2 separate regions of the Homo sapiens genome follow, and region 2 is linked to region 1. A link is a loop called in an ENCODE intact Hi-C map of the cell type or tissue named here. Cell type or tissue: ascending aorta. All regions are shown on one strand.

Region 1 (8,000 bases):
GCAACAGAATGAGAATCTGTCTCAAATACATACATACATACATACATACATACATACATACATACATACATACATAAAAATGTCTAGAGAAGGTCTAAGTTTCGTCACTGAATGTTTACTTACAAAAAAATGGGTGTCTTAGGGTACTCATGTCACTTGGAGTGTTGCCAGCTTCACTCGGAAGACAGGAGAGTCGGACGGGTTTTTATATTGTGGGAAGAAGCAGGAAGAATGGCAGAGGAGGGAGAACGAAAAGATTCAGAAAAGTTAAGCTACTTCTATCTCTTTAGAATTAACATGAGCCTAATGATTGGAGGACAGGGTAAAAAAACAAAGAGCTAAATAAAGAGAACTGGAGACAATGTAGTATAATATTCGGATGTACAAAGTACAAACCATAAAGTCTATTTTGTTTTAATAATTAACAAAGGTGCACCTAGTACACACACTATGGATCAGGCTTGGAGAAAACAGACAAATGAATCCAAGACTACTCATTTTGTGAGAGCTTAAAGCAAACAACTTTTAGCAGTATTTTAAAGCAAGCTAGTAAAATAAATAGAAGTGAAGTCCAAGGGATTTAAACATGAAAATTTGGGGAAAAAAGAACTTCGCAAAGCAAAACAGACAAAATACAAGGCTAACCAAACAAAGGCTAAATCAAATAAATAGGCATTGCCGTGTGCCCTGGAGAACTGCCAAGGAGAGTGAATTTCAACAAAGAATGCTTCTGCCACCAGTTAGGAAAACTTCAATTCCAGAAAGGCTGAAGGAATGCTGCAGGCACTGCCGAGTGACAAGGGGGGTTTGGGGGTGGAGAGGCAGTAGGTCAGACGTTATTTCAGACTACGCAGACAAACACGAGAACCTTCCTCAAGACAAGTAAAGGCAGCCCACTCCCTCCCAACGTGCTCCGCACACAGCTCCTTGTAAGAAACAAATCCAGGTCAAAGATGAGAAATTTGCATCTTCAAGGACTGCCTGTAGCAGCCTTCTCTTCTCAATTTGCAGATAAAAAGACCCCTGTAAATACTTCTCAGCCACCATCCTAGTATCCACAGTCTTGAGATGAAACAAGTCCATGTAGCCCAAGCACAACAAAGCACCAGCAATCATTGTGTGAGCCTGGATGCTGGGAACAGAGTCCTGCGGCTTTGGGGCTAGAATTGCTGTAGATCAACCAAGTATTATTCTCTAGGTCAGAGCACAGTTCTCCATTCAGTTGTGGCCTGTAGTAGTCATGGCAATAGAAACCACCACTGCCACGGCAGCAGTCCCCACTGACAGAGCACGTGTCCTGTGCCAGGCACAGGGCTGAGCAATTTGCATGAATTATCCCTGTTAAGCCTCCTAACAACCTGTCATTATCTTAATTTTATAGCTGTTCCCTCTACAGATGGGGAAACTAAGGCAAGCTGAGATACTTTTCAAAGGTCTCACAGCTAATAAGCAATGCAGCAGGGATTTAGATCCAGAGAATTGTTCTAGAACACGCTTTCTTAGCCAACAGAATGGCCAGAAGTCCACAAAAGAAGGCAGTGGCTAATCAACAAGCATTTATTCATTGTTGGTATGCTATAGACTATGAACTATGTGGGTTAAAACTGAGGTAAAATGGTTTCATTGAAAAAAGAAAAAACTAGAATTCCTTTTACTCCCACTTAAAAAAAAAATCCTGAACTTTATTGGCCTTTAAAGAGAAAAAGGATCTCTATTCTAACGTCTAGCATGTCTATCCAGCAAATATCTAGGTTGTTCAAACCGTTAAGGAGACTAACAAATCAAAACAGGAGTTGATGATACATAGCTCAGGGGCTTTTTTTTTCTTTTTTGATTGGCATTACCCAGGCTGATTTAGATCTAAACACTGGGGGACCCTCAGGATCTGAAGTTCCTTAAGGTTTCCTGGGCTTCCTGGGCTTAGTTAGCATTGTTTTTCCTTCAAATTTCTATACTGCTCTATTGAAATATCTGTACATTAATATATGCTTTTTTTACATGACCTATTTTTCCAGTGGGACTGAGGATGAAAATTACAAATGCATATTTAAAGCCATAGGAATATTTAAATTCTCCCTGTTTTTGTCATACGTTTTAGTACTTTCTATGTGCGACGAAAGATAAAAACTTGTGTGCATGATTAATTGTAATGATGAAAGAATGCTAGGCAGTTGCTTAAGAAACGGGAACAACAAAGGAATAAACTACTGCAGGCATCACCAGGACTGGAATGACACTGCTCTGTGTACTCGATTTCCATGGCAACTAGCAATGGGAAGATGAATGTTTCATAGTCACTCTGCTCTGCAGTACACGTCTATAAATCAAACTTGCATAAAGAGCACAAGATTTCTGCTGTGGGCTGTACTCAGAGCTGGTTTATTTTCCTGTTACTGTATAATTATGGAAAAGAAGCACAAAACAATGAGGTCATTTTTAGTGGGGAACAAACTCAGAAATTACTAATACACCTGCGGCATATGATGCCATTCATCTAGCAAGAAACGAGAAGCAGGCAAGGCAGGCGTGAATGAAAACGCTGCCTGCTTCTGTGGGGAACTCACTGGCTCTGGCTGAGAACTGCACATGACAGGCCTGGTGTGCCCTGCCTCCCCTCAGCTCAGCTCTGAGATGGAAGTAGGAGCACCTTAATTAACTGCCGAAGGTACGGCCAAAGTTTTCATTTTGGTAACAGGGCGGACATGATACTCCATATTTAGCATGAAAGTTTATTGAGATGGGACAAGTATATATTTATCTACTGAAAATGGCTCATTGTATAGGAGTTAGGATGGAAAAATAATGTCTTGGCATGGAGACCTGAGTTTTGATCCAGGTCTATGTAACCTTGGGTGAGTCACATACGTTTGTTTGACTTCCATTTTCTTAGCTAGAAAATAAGGGAGATGGCATATGTGATTCCTAAAGTCCCAGCCACCATCCAGTTCTATGATTCCGTAATCTCTAAATCTTAAGGGTCTGAATCTTTCAATCGAATCTAATCAAAGATGTTAGTTGTGCTATTCCTAAAAAATATATATACCTTATACAGTTGTATTTTAAAATTCTATACTGGGCTAAAGCTCCTAATTAACAGTGTTTTATGACTTTACCAACCACGCTGAAGGCTTCTTCTGATTTGCTCATTCTTCCAAACATGATGCTATCAAAAGCTTAATACAACTATCAGAGTTTTTCAAAGTTAAAATTTTTTTTACAGTCTTATAACTTTGTAAAATAATATTTTAAAAAATATTTAAATTTATCTTTCTTGCTCTTTCATAGATCAGGGCTGCTTATCAATTCCTGCCAAGCAGAAAGCATCCTGCTCCTTGAGTCTGCAGCTCTCAGAAGCATCTTCAGGCTCTCTGGGAATTCATCTTTGTATGCCGGAGACCCAGCAATAATAATGTTGAGTAAAAGTTTGTGGAATAAATGGATGAATGAACTGTTGGGGACACTGTTGCTACACCTGTCAGCAACCCTGTGCTCCCTTCTCCAATCTTAAACATTTAGGCAGATTCAGATCAACATGGAAACATCCCAGGGTAGACGGGCAAATATCTGAACACCACATATAGCTAACAATATGAGTATCTCTTTTGTGAGTTCTTTACAAAATCCTTGTGGAACTTTACAACCTGGAAACATCTTCTCATTAACGCAGCATGAGGCATCATCACACCCAAGGAGGGACTCCGGTCCTAAGGCCCTGGCTAAGAGCATGGGATGTGGTGGAGGCTCAAAAAGAACTGAGTCTGTGCTTAAACTAGAAAAGGACAGGGTGAGGAGCACTTAATCAGCACATCCGTTATCTCAGGTGATGTTTACTCCAACTCTGAGGGGAAGATGTTATTATCTCCATTTTACAAACTGGAAAAACTGAGCAGTAAAAAATCTGCATAAGTAATTAAAAGACAGTTATGAAAGGCTGGGTACAGTGGCTCACGCCTGTAATCCCAGCACTTTGGGAGGATGAAGCAGGCGGATCACTTGAGGCCAGGAGTTGGAGACTAGCCTGGCCAACATGGTGAAACCCCGTCTCTACTAAAAATACAAAAATTACCCGGGCATGGTGGTGCACACCTGTAGTCCCAGCTACTTGGGAAGCTTAGGTATGAGAATCGCTTGAATCTGGGAGGTGGAGGTTGCAGTGAGCCAAGATCGCACCACTGCACTCCAGCCTGGGCAACAGAGTGAGACCTTGGTCTCGAAAAGAAAAAAAAAAAAGAGAGAGACAGTTATGAAATATGTAGGGAAATTCAAAACCTGATCTCTCTGACTCCAAAGGCTGGGTTCTTTTGACTGTATCTCAGGACACATTCAAGCAACAGGCTACTGCTCCATTTGGACTTTTTCAGGGCTAAACAGTAAAGGGTTAAACAAACCTAGCCGCCCCCGCCCACACACACACAAAAAAGCAATGTTCCTGCTGTCACAGGAATATATTAATGGTTAAAAAAAAACACATAGTAATAATAACGCAAGTCAATATTTTTAAAGACCTAAATTCGACAATAAATATAGCCAGGAACATCACTCTTCTTCTCTGTACACATTATTATCATTTGCTCCTCCACTCTCCAGGCAAGCACACTAAAGGCTATTTCCAGGATGGAGTCAGATGTTACACAACTTTGCAATTTCCAATATGTGAATATTAACATAGACCAATGACATTATTACAGAAGCTTACTAGAAATATATTCTGCTGGTCACCAGAGGGATTAGCTTTGCTTCCTAACCTTAGAAAATGCGATAATTTGGGCATATGTTTTCAGTACAAATTTTTCAAAAACTACGAAAAATAACGCTTATTAAGAAAGGCTCCTGGTTAACCTTCTGTTCTTTCAATCAGTTTCTTAGCAGAGTTTTTGGCACCACCAACTGGTGAAAGAGGTGTACTGCAAAGGTGCTCGGCTCTCAATCTGTTTGGTTCATTAAGAGAGGATCATGCATTTATTTCATATTTAATTTACGGTGAATCAATTTATTTTAGTCACTAAATAAAATTAGAAATGCATTTCTTTGTCAGTCAAATAAATAATAATCCACTCTGGCTTTTTCACCTGAGAAGAAAGTATGTTTTGGTTAGTAAAGGTCATCAGAGAAAACTCAATCTACCCACCAAAGTTAATTTGATTTATTCTGCCATAAACTCACACTCAAAAAGCAAACACTGAGAACTACAATGAAAATTAGGAACTAAAAGAGAGAGCAAACTAAATGGTATCAAATACTATGCTAGCCTACAGTGTTTATATAAGACATTAATTTAACCGGAAATAAAAATGATTGAGGAGGTAATTTCACATTTGTTAAAAAATTGAACTTTTCCCACCAAGATTCCTGTCTCAAAGATGGATGCTGCCATTTGACATGTGAATATATATGCTATCTAGCCATCCTTCCTGTTTAATTGAGCCACACCTAGCAATGGATACCAGTATCAAGAGAGCAGAGCCAAGCCCTTAAGGCACAACTCCGATCTCTGCACAGTGAATCATGAAAATAAATACCCCTGAAGAACAGTCTAATTTTTCCCCCCAAAACAATTTGTGTTTTCTAGGGAGAATGGCTCAGAAAAAAAAAAAAGAAAAAAAGAAAAAAACAACAAATTTGTGGATACAAGTTGTCTATGAGAAGTACATCTAGCTACTTGTGATGATAAATTTGTAACCCACAGAATAAATGGCACCAACTCTATGACAAAACTGGTCATTGAAGAAACTTCTTTACTAGACAATGTGAAAGAGACAGAAAAAAGGAAAGAACCATCCAAAGAATCAAATTTGACTCTGATGGCAGGGTTTGGTTAAAAGCCATCTGACAGAGTTTAAAACTACTGTGACAATTTTGTGATAATAGCAGTTTAAATCGCTATACAAATGTGTACTCAATTCATATTTGTTAAAGCCTCCAAGTCTAAATCTCCAATTGAAAGCCTAGTAAAGAAGACCATTTGAAATAGGCCCAGAAAAAAGTAAGGGCCAGCAGCTGCTCTATCCAATTCAACACATAATTTGAACATGTAAACTTTGATCAGATTAATTCTATTCCTTCGTTCATTTCATTCATTTATTTGTTCATGTATTCGTCAAATACTCTCTCCTGCAAACAGAGTTAAATTTTTACAAGGAGAGAACAAGAGTGAGACCCTCCTGCCCCTTCCTCTCCTTGGACAAGAGTCTTGATATCCCACGGCAAGGATTTCTAATTGAAGTCATGACTGGATTATGAGGAATCCTAACAATAAGACTTGGGTTAAGAAAAGCATTTTTAAACTTTTATTTGTTTCTTATATCCTTTAACATGACTCATGTCATGAGTCTCACTAAGTCTGTGTAGACATTTTTTGAGGTATGACTGACAAAAAATTGTCTATATTTAAGGTATACAAGATGACGTTTTTATAAAAGTATACTTTGTGTAATGACTCACAGTCAAGCTAATTAGCATATCCATCACCTGACATGCTTCGTGTGTGTGTGTGTGTGTGTGTGTGTGTGTGTGTGTGTGTGTGTATGTGTGTGTTGAAAACACTTAAGATCTGCTCCCTTGGCAAATCTGAAGTACACAACACATTAACTATAGTTACCATGCTGTACACTAGATCACTAGAATTCATTCACCCTGTAACTAAAATTTTGTATCCTCTGACCGACATCTCCCCATCTTCCCCACTTCCCAGCCCCTGGCAACTACCATTCCACTCTTTTTCTCCAAGTTTGACTAGTTTAGATGTCACATATAAGTAATATCATGCAATATTTGTCTTTCTGTGTCTGGCTTCTTTCACTTAGCATAATGTCCCCAGATTCCTCCATGCTGTTGCAAATGGCAGGATTTCCTTCTTTTTTAAGGCTGAATAATATTCTGCTGTACACACATACCACAATTTCTTTATCCATTCATCCAGTGGTGGGCACTTAATATGGGTTTCCATATCTCGGCTATTGTGAATAATGCTGCAATTAACATGGGAGTGCAGACATTTTATTCTACCTGTAAATTCAGTCTACTCCATCATTATCATTACTAGGCAGTGGCATTTCTAAACAAGAAAATAACATTTTGAGGTTATGAAAACACTTGACCATTAACAAGTACCAGCAACATGATTATAATCAAATAAAAAATTCTGATTGCCCTAGGGGCTTGGTTCTGTGACTTCTTTGACCAAAAAAATAATAATAATTGCGAATTAGTTGTTTGGTTTGAATTGAGCAATAAAGGACTCTCAGCTTTAACTGTAAAATGGATAGAAATGCCGTTGATGTGGAGAGTCACTGTAAGGACTAAGTAAGGCAACACGTAGTTGGTAATCAATGAACGGGAAGCACTGTGACTGCAGTGGACAATACAGTGCAATGAAAGCTGGGGAAGAGCGAGAATCGAGGACTGGCTCTCCAGGCAGGGTGTGAATGCTGTGAGAAGCTGGCAACAATGAACCCTGAGAAAAAGGACAGGGGACAACTGGAGGTACTTAGTTGGGGAGAGCAGCTTTCTAGGATGGATATGAGTATATCTTCAGGCAGGGATAGGCATTATAAACAGAAGTGGGAATGGCTGATGGAGAAATGTCTTAGATCAAAAAAAGGGGAAGAGAGAAGACCAGAACAAAAGAGAGGAATTAGGAAAAAAAGAAGAGACCCCTTTTCCTCAGAAATAAAATTAAAGGAAGGCTGGGCGTGGTGGCTCACGCCTGTAATCCCAGCACTTTAGGAGGCCAAGGCAGGTGGATCACCTGAGGTCAGGAGTTCCACACCAGCCTGACCAACATGGTGAAACCCCATCTCTACTAAAAATACAAAAATTAGCCGGGCATGGTAGCACACGTCTGTAATCCCAGCTACTTGGGAGGCTGAGGCAGGAGAATCGCTTGAACCCAGGAGGTGGAGGTTGCAGTGAGCCGAGATCACACCACTGCACTCCAGCCTGGGCAACAGAGCGAGACTCCATCTCAAAAAAAAAAAAAGAAGAAGAAGAAGAAAGAAAAT
Region 2 (8,000 bases), 100 kb before region 1:
TTCAGGATATTTATTAAACAAATTAAGTATTTACATTATGCTCAAGCACAGACGCACAGTCACCAAGTGCAGAAGTGTAAGAAGACAAAACTAAGTGAATTTATGTTGGAGACAACTCGGCATTTTTAGTTCTTAGAAGTGGGGGCCGGGGAACCTCCAAATGTCTGAGAAAGAGAATGAATTGGGCAGGGAAAGGGTTCTACCTCCCTCCCCCCGTCAATGGCGTCCCAATGACCACCTCTTTAAAAGAGGATAAACAGTGATTAAAGACTGCAGAGACAATTTAGAAAATCTCCTTCAAGGCCTAAAGACTAAAGGAAACAGGTATATTAACCCTACAATTTCCCCCCACAATTTAAAATTTTAGGACCCTAATAATGATGACCCGGATTTTAGAAGTATTTTCTGTAGCCTATGGTACACACTATGGTGAAGGAACCCATGTTTTCTTGAATACAGCTGCAGCCCATGAATGCTGGACCATCAATATGACTGTGATTAGTGTTCCTCCTCACCTGCCTATGAACTTGCAGTGGGCAGAGGCCACCTATATCGTGTTCACTGTGCTGTTCCCAGTATTTGGCACAGTGTCTGGCACACAGTGGTGTTCAATAAGTATCGGCTGAACATACGAGCATGTGAGTGGGAGAGTTTGGAGACGGGAGAAAGAACTCACCACCCTATGATCTTACACCAATTGCTGTGAAAATGTTGGCACTTTTCCTTCCGTCAGCATAAGAACATTTGGATCCTGCTATTTAAATGTAAAACAGATGTTTCTCCCCATTGTTATAGTCTTTATAATTTTCATTTTTAATGGCCATATGCAATTTTATCAAATGGACTTATAATAAATTATTTTTTGTTGGACTTTGGAGCCAATCCAGTCTTTTCACTTTTATAAATGTATCACTGAACACATTGAGTAACTATGCAGAGGTGGGTGGATCACCTGAGGTCAGGAGTTTGAGACCAGCCTGGCCAACATGGTAAAACCCCATCTCTACTAAAAATACAAAAATTAGCCAGGTATGGTGGCGGGCACCTGTAATCCCAGCTACTTAGGAGGCTGAGGCAGGAGAATCACTTGAACTCGACAGGCAAAGGTTGCAGTGAGCTGAGATTGCGCCACTGCACTCCAGCCTGGGTGACAAAGTGAGACTCCGTCTCAAAAAAAAAAAAAAAAAGAAATGGATTCCTGAGTCCAGTTACTCATTCACCAGGCAAACACTAAGAGCCCACTATGGTCCACGCACAGTAGGTTCTGAAGATAAATGGGTGAGCAGAAAAGACAAGAGTCCCTTTGAGCTTTTATCCAATCCTGGGAGAGAATTCTATAAGCAAAATTAAATAATTCTATTAATACAAGCAAAATAATATTACCAGTGTACTAAGTGCCCTGAAGGAGTGACAGAAGGTTCTAGGAGAGGGTGGGACATAGGGGCGAGAACTGGGCAGCAGGTCAGGGAAGCAGGACCTGGCTGAAATCTGAGAAGCATGGAGCTAATAAGAGAGGTGCAGGTGGGGAAGAGTTCTCCAAGCAGAGGGAACAGCATGTGCAAGGTCCTTGTGGCAGGACAGAGCAAGGTACATTCAAGGAACTGAAAGAAGGCAAATGTAACCAGGCACAGAGTGAGGATGAGCATGGAGCCAAATGAGGCTCTGGGATGCATGGGCTGGAACTATTCAGGTCCTGGAAGTCTATGTAAGGACCTTGGTCGTGATGCAAAGAGCGATGGGAAGTCATCAAAGTGCTTCAAGAAGGGGGCCGATGTGCTTGATATAAATTTTGGAAGTTTATCTTTGCTTAATAACACCCCGCCCCAAAGGTATCCATGTGCTATCCCCAGCACCTGTGAATATGTTGTATTATGTGGGGAAGGAAAATTAGGGTTGCAGACAGAATTAAGGTTGCTGACTCTAACATGGGGAGATTATCCTAGGTTATCAAGGTGGGGCCAATGTAATCTTAGGGGACTTTAAAAGCAGGAGAGGGCGTACAAGAATCAGAGGAGCCAGAGAGATGTGAAGACGCTAAACTGCCAGCTTTGTTGATGGAGAAAAAGCCATGAACCAAGGAAGGCAGGGGCCTCTGGAAGCTGGAAACAGTAGACATGGCTTCTCCCCTTGAGCCTCCAGCAGGAATGTGGCCCTGCTGACACCTGGATTTTAGCCCAATGATGGCCATTTTGGATTTTGGCCTCCAGAAATGTAAGATGATAAATTTGTGTTGTTTAAAGCCACCAAGTCGGTGGCAACTTGTTATTGTGGCAATAGGAATCTAATACAAAGGAGATGATCATGAATTTAGTTTCGGATATTTAAGTTTTACAAGTCTTTGACACAAAGAACATGGACATTGGAAGTATTATTCATCTACAGCCACTCTCTTAATGAGTAATATGATCTTTATTTTACCTTTCGTGACTTCAGTGTTATCATATATAAAAAGAAAATAGATTTAAGGTTGGTTCCAGTTCTAAATCTCTGAGCTTATAAGCCTGGAAAGGAACAAATATGCTTTTCACTTAGATTTCTGTCAGAATTTGGCAATCCGTGGGGAAAAAGTGATATTAAAAATAGTGATCTAAACTAAAGGGGGAAAAGATTCCATTTTTAAAAAGTACCCAAAATATGAAATAACTAGAAATACCTTAATAAGAAATGTGTTGAATTTATATAAAGAAAACTACAGAATTCCTTCGAGACATATAAAAGGATATTTGAAAATGTGCAGGGACAAGCCACGTGTGTATTCCTGGATGGGAAGACTGAACATTGTAAAGATGCCAGATCCTTCCCAATTAATTTATAGGCTGAATGCAATTTTCATCAAAACCCCAAAGGGAGTTCTTGGAACTTCACAAAAATGATTTTACCATTCATCTGGAAAATAAACAGGCAAGAAGAGCTGAGAACAAATTTGACAACAAGAAACACCAGGTTTTAGAACATATTGTCAGAACTAGGGGCGGAAAGGTGTGTCCCTGGAGTAAGAATAAGCTGACCAAGGGAATAGGATAAATGTCCTGGAAAGGTCACCTTGTATGTAAAAGGAATCAGTACAGCACAAAGTGATAAAGGCATTATATATAAATGGGGATTACTTAACAAAGGATCATGGAAAAACTGGCTATTTAGAAACAAAAATGCTTAGATCATCACCCCATGCTATATACCAAAATAAGTTCCAAATTCGTTAACATGTTAGATTGTCCTAAAATTCAAACCAACCAAGAATATGGAAGCAAGGAAAATTTTCTTAGTACAAAAGCAATTGAAGAAATTGTGAAGGAAAAGATCAGAGATTTGAATACATGAAAACTTAAAATCTTTGCACATCAAAAATTATAATAAAAGAAAACAATAAGCTGGAAAAACAGTTGTAATAAAAATAGAAACAAGTAAATGTTTTCACTATAGAAGAGAAAATGGGCAAATGGTATGAATAGATAATTCACAGAAAAGAGAACAGAAAAGGCTAATAAACATGTAAAAATGTTCAAAGTTATTAGCAATTGGAGAAATAAAAAAATAAGATACTCTTTCCACCTATTAGATTCGTAAACATTTGAAAAATAATACTCGGTCATTGGTGAGAACAGGACGAGAAGGGCATATACAGTGAGGGGAGCAGAATTTGTTTATTAGGCAATTGGGTAAGAAGAACCAGGAGCTGTAAAAATGATAAAATAACTTCATACTCTCTGATACGATACCTTGATATCTAGGAACAGCTCCTAAGAAGATAAAAGTGAAGACAAATTTGTTTATTGTAGGGTTATTTATAAAGGAAAATGGCAAAATGATTGAAAAGCATGGTATATAAAACTCACACTCATCTTAACAAAAACAGAGAGAAACAGGGAAGAATCAATACCAAAATATTAATGATAATTATCTTTGGTTTGGTATGAATATGGTTGTTTGGTTTGTTTTTTTGTTTTGTTTTGTTTTGTTTTTCTTTCTTCAGACCTTTCTCTATTTCCAACATATTCTATGAGGAGCATTTGTTACTTCAGCCAGATCTCCTCCCAACCGTCCACCTCCCACCCCCTGCCCCACCTTCTACCCTCCACCCGCTATAAAATGCCTATGTGCTCAGCACACAACCACTTCTCTATTTTGTGAGTTTCCCATTGCGTGCAGCTGATAGCTGAGGGAAAATTCATGTTTGATAAAATCATTTTGTGAGTGATGGCCAACCAAGGAAAACCATTTCACACTTCGAGAGTTTACATAATGTGAGTTTATAAGAAAGGAATGAAAGAAAAGATGTTACGGGCAGAACTTTTAGAGAAACAACCGTGCTTGACTTCTGCGGAGAAGGAATGCAGTTCCAGGGTGCCCGGTGTCTGCGCGCATTCCTCGGCTGCTGCTCTCTTTCAGTGACTACATGGTCTGACTATTTGACTCGTTTGACACTCTTTAGTAATAAATATATCCCCATATGGAAGTTTTACTGAAAATAGCTCCCTGGGGGGAGAAAAAAAAAACTAACCTTTTTTTTTTTTTCCACTTTGAATCGAACCACAGGTATAAAATAACTCTGAACTTGGTGTTCAGCGCTACAACCTCTAGAGCACTGTACAGAACAAATGTCCTGAAGTGAGAACTTTTCATGTCTTCTTTTCTTCCCCCTTTGCTTTTCTGTCCCTCGCTGAAGGGATCTGTGGTGAGGGCTTCAGACCTGCCGCCTGCCAGCAACACACGGTCTGGTCCGCTGGGACAAAGGGCTCTACTGACCTGCCCACCATGCTTCCAGAGTCCAAGCCTCTCCCCAGAACAACGACACGTAGTCATTTTTCCTTCAAGGGACTTTAAAAATCACCCAGCAGGCCGGGAGCAGTGGCTCATGCCTGTAATCCCAGCACTTTGGGAGGGCGAGGCGGGCAGATCACCTGAGGTTGGGAGTTCGAGAGCAGCCTGACCAACATGGAGAAATGCCGTCTCTACTAAAAATACAAAATTAGCCTGGCGTGGTGGTGCATGCCTGTAATCCCAGCTACTCGGGAGGCTGAGGCAGGAGAATCGCTTGAACCTGGGAGGTGGAGGTTGTGGTGAGCTGAGATCACGCCATTGCACTCCAGCCTGGGCAACAAGAGCGAAACTCCCTTTCAAAAAAAAAAAAATCACCCAGCCCCACTCTTTCATTTTACAGATGGGAAAATGGAGGCTCAGATGCACGAAGCTGCTTTCCTACCTAGCATAGCAGAGCAGGTCTCTGGATTCATGGCACAGTCCTATGCCCAGCTAATAACTCTGGGCTTTCGGAGATTTTGAGGGTCTTTGCCAAAAACCCAGGCTGGTCCCATTGGACAAAGAAAGGAACGCCAATTTGTAATACACTGCCAACTCAAAGCTGTGTACACACTGCAAGCAGTACCAAGAACAAGACATTGGGACTCCCCATTTCAACTGCTTGATCATTTCCAGCTTATGTGGGAATATGGGATAAACTGTAGGATTAGGATGACTTTGGTGTGCAGTTAGCTTAAACTTTTCACAGTCACGCAGAATTAGGGGCTGAATAAGACGTGAAGATCTGTCCCTGGAATATGCGGCAATTATGACATCACAATGAACATCCTCCCCAGAGCCCTGCAGAATAGCCCAAGAGAACGTCCCCACAATTTGGGGGTGGGAAAAGAAGGCACAAAAACTTTTCAAAATATTAGTGTTTCAAAAATGTTGTCATAAGTGTACATGTGAAAAATTTGTTTAAGTTCTTAGTTAGGATTTCCCCCCACGGAGGCTGGGTTGGGCTTAAGAAAAAAGTCTTTCACAAAACCTGATTTTAATAGGAGCACTGGTATCATAATTAAAGGAATTTCATTATGAAATCCTTTTTTTTTTTCCAAGACGGAATCTTGTTCTGTCGCCCAGGCTGGAGTGCAGTGGTGTGATCTCGGCTCACTGCAACCTCCGCCTCCCAGGTTCAAGCAATTTTCCTGCCTCAGCCTCTTGAGTAGCTGGGATTACAGGCGCGCGCCACCACGCTGGCTAATTTTTGTATTTTCAGTAGAGACGGGGTTTCACCATGTTGGCCAGGATGGTCTCGAACTCCTGACCTCATAATCCACCCGCCTCGGCCTCCCAAAGTGCTGGGATTACAGGCGTGAGTCATCGCGCCCGGCCGAAATCCTTTCTAATTAGTACTATATAGATTGCTGTAAATTTGAGTTTTGGGCAATGGTGAGGAAATAAACTGATGGAAGAAAGTGAGTACTTCTGGAACATCCTAAAGATTAGGGTTTTGACTCATTTCTCGGGTTCAACTGGAAAAATAAAAATTAAGAAGAAAAGAATTTTAGCATTTTTTCCTATTTTTGTGAATAATGTCATTGGTATTGTGGTAGGCATTACATTGAATCTGTAGATAGCTTTGGGTGGTACTGACATTTTCACAATATTAATCCTTCCAATCCATGAGCATGGGGTATCTATTTTTTGTGTGTCCTCTTCAATTTCGCTTATCAGTGTTTTATAGTTTTCCTTATAGAGATTTTTTATTTCTTTGGTTACATTTCTTCCTAGGTATTTTATATTTTTTTTGGTAGCTATTATAAATGGAGTTGCTTCCTTGATTTCCTTTCAGTTTGTTCACTGTTGGCATATATAAATGGTACTGATTTCTGTAAGTTGATTTTGTATCATATAACTTTACTTAATTCATTTATCAGTTCTAATAGTTTTTTGGTGGAGTCTGTAGGTTTTTCTAAATATGTTGTCAGCAAACAAGGATAATTTGACTTTTTCCTTTAGGAACATGACAAAGTACCAACATTTCCTTAAAAAGAAAGTCTTTGAAACATTAGAGCAAAAGATTAAAAATTTGTGAACTAACATGCAAAGTAACCATAAAAGAAATATGTTCTTCTCATAATACAGTTAATTCACTCCTAGCACACTTTGCTGGCCCTCACCATTACTTGTATGTTAAAAGGCTTAAAAGGGAATTTTATAAAATAAAGCATACATTCCTAATCTTTAACTTCTGAAAACTAAACAAAGCAAAACCCTTAGTGGAGATACAGATATTAGTGGCATGTTTCCTAAAGCAAACTCAAAACAGAGATACTCTTTATTTTACATTTTATTTAGTAAACTAGAAGAGGGTCTTGCCACGGTGAAAAGGCAAGAAAAACAAAAAAGAAAAATTAATAGGAAAGAAACATCATTAATTGCTACAGCTGCGATTATGTAACCCAGAAAACTCAAAGGGCTCTACTAAGAATTTTAGAAGTAAAATAATGCAAGGATAATTATCATATAAAACATGCTCTAAAAATAATAACATTGCTTTTCAACAACAACTATCAAACTTTTTGTTTCAAAATTAGATTTCTCTTATAACAAGGAAAAAATATATCTGTATTTAATACACATTTATTGAGTACCTACTTGGTAATTAAACCAAGGTAGAATATATCAGTCCAATAATAAAAGTATAAATATTTTATAAAAGAAAAAATGAAAATAGGCAATACTTCAAGGTAATTTGTAGATTTAATACATTTCTAAATAAAATAATAATAGGATATTTTATTATGTAAAAATTCTGAAGTTCATATCAGACATTAACTGGGACAATAAGGGGCAACTTAAGAGAGATCAGAATGTATCAAAAAGCAACCCACATTAAAAGAAATAGGAGCACTGACTAACACCTGTAACCCCAGTGCTTTGGGAGGCCAAGGGGGGAGAACCACTTGAGGTCAGGAGTTCGAGACCAGCCAAAAACTGGGCAACACAGTGAGACCCTGTCTCTACAAAAAATAAAAAATAAAAAAATTAGCTAGGCATGTACCTGTAGTCCTAGCTATTCAGAAGGCTGAGATAGGAGGATCACTTGAGCCCAGGAGTTCTGGATAACAGTGAGCTATGATCGTACCACTGCATTCTAGCCTGGGTGATAGAGCTGAGACTCCTTCTTAAAAAAAAATTATAAATATAAACTTAGATGCTTACTTTATACCATAAAACAGAATAAATACATT

What was found. Hi-C counts contacts between places; a loop is a spot of excess contacts. Peaks named below come from ENCODE experiments on the same cell type or tissue, not always from the same donor. Only the 100,000 strongest peaks of a DNase experiment are listed, where the experiment ranks them.
Region 2: it touches region 1 in a loop (3-fold over the local background); 5 of 110 quality-filtered maps call a loop at or near these places.

Annotation. Positions count from the first base shown.
Region 1 is chr14:89,910,574-89,918,573 of GRCh38, forward strand. All of the region lies in intron 5 of EFCAB11 (EF-hand calcium binding domain 11), which reads right to left. LOC124903358 (a long non-coding RNA gene) reads left to right here and starts at 2,563. Exons shown (of 2, transcript XR_007064300.1): 1 at 2,563-2,665; 2 at 3,286-3,448. RefSeq lists enhancers at 572-1,189, 1,190-1,805 and a silencer at 2,072-2,366. In ascending aorta, a CTCF peak has its summit at 4,890 (motif pointing left); DNase peaks (open chromatin) are centred at 768, 2,268, 2,577, 4,888 and 1 weaker place; H3K4me3 peaks cover 819 bases; H3K27ac peaks cover 2,037 bases.
Region 2 is chr14:89,809,586-89,817,585 of GRCh38, forward strand. The region is part of intron 5 of EFCAB11 (EF-hand calcium binding domain 11); the gene reads right to left. Among named protein-coding and RNA genes, the nearest start is that of EFCAB11, 140 kb to the right of the region's middle. In ascending aorta, no CTCF peak of the experiment used is centred here; DNase peaks (open chromatin) are centred at 4,346 and 4,758; H3K4me3 peaks cover 1,158 bases; H3K27ac peaks cover 3,046 bases.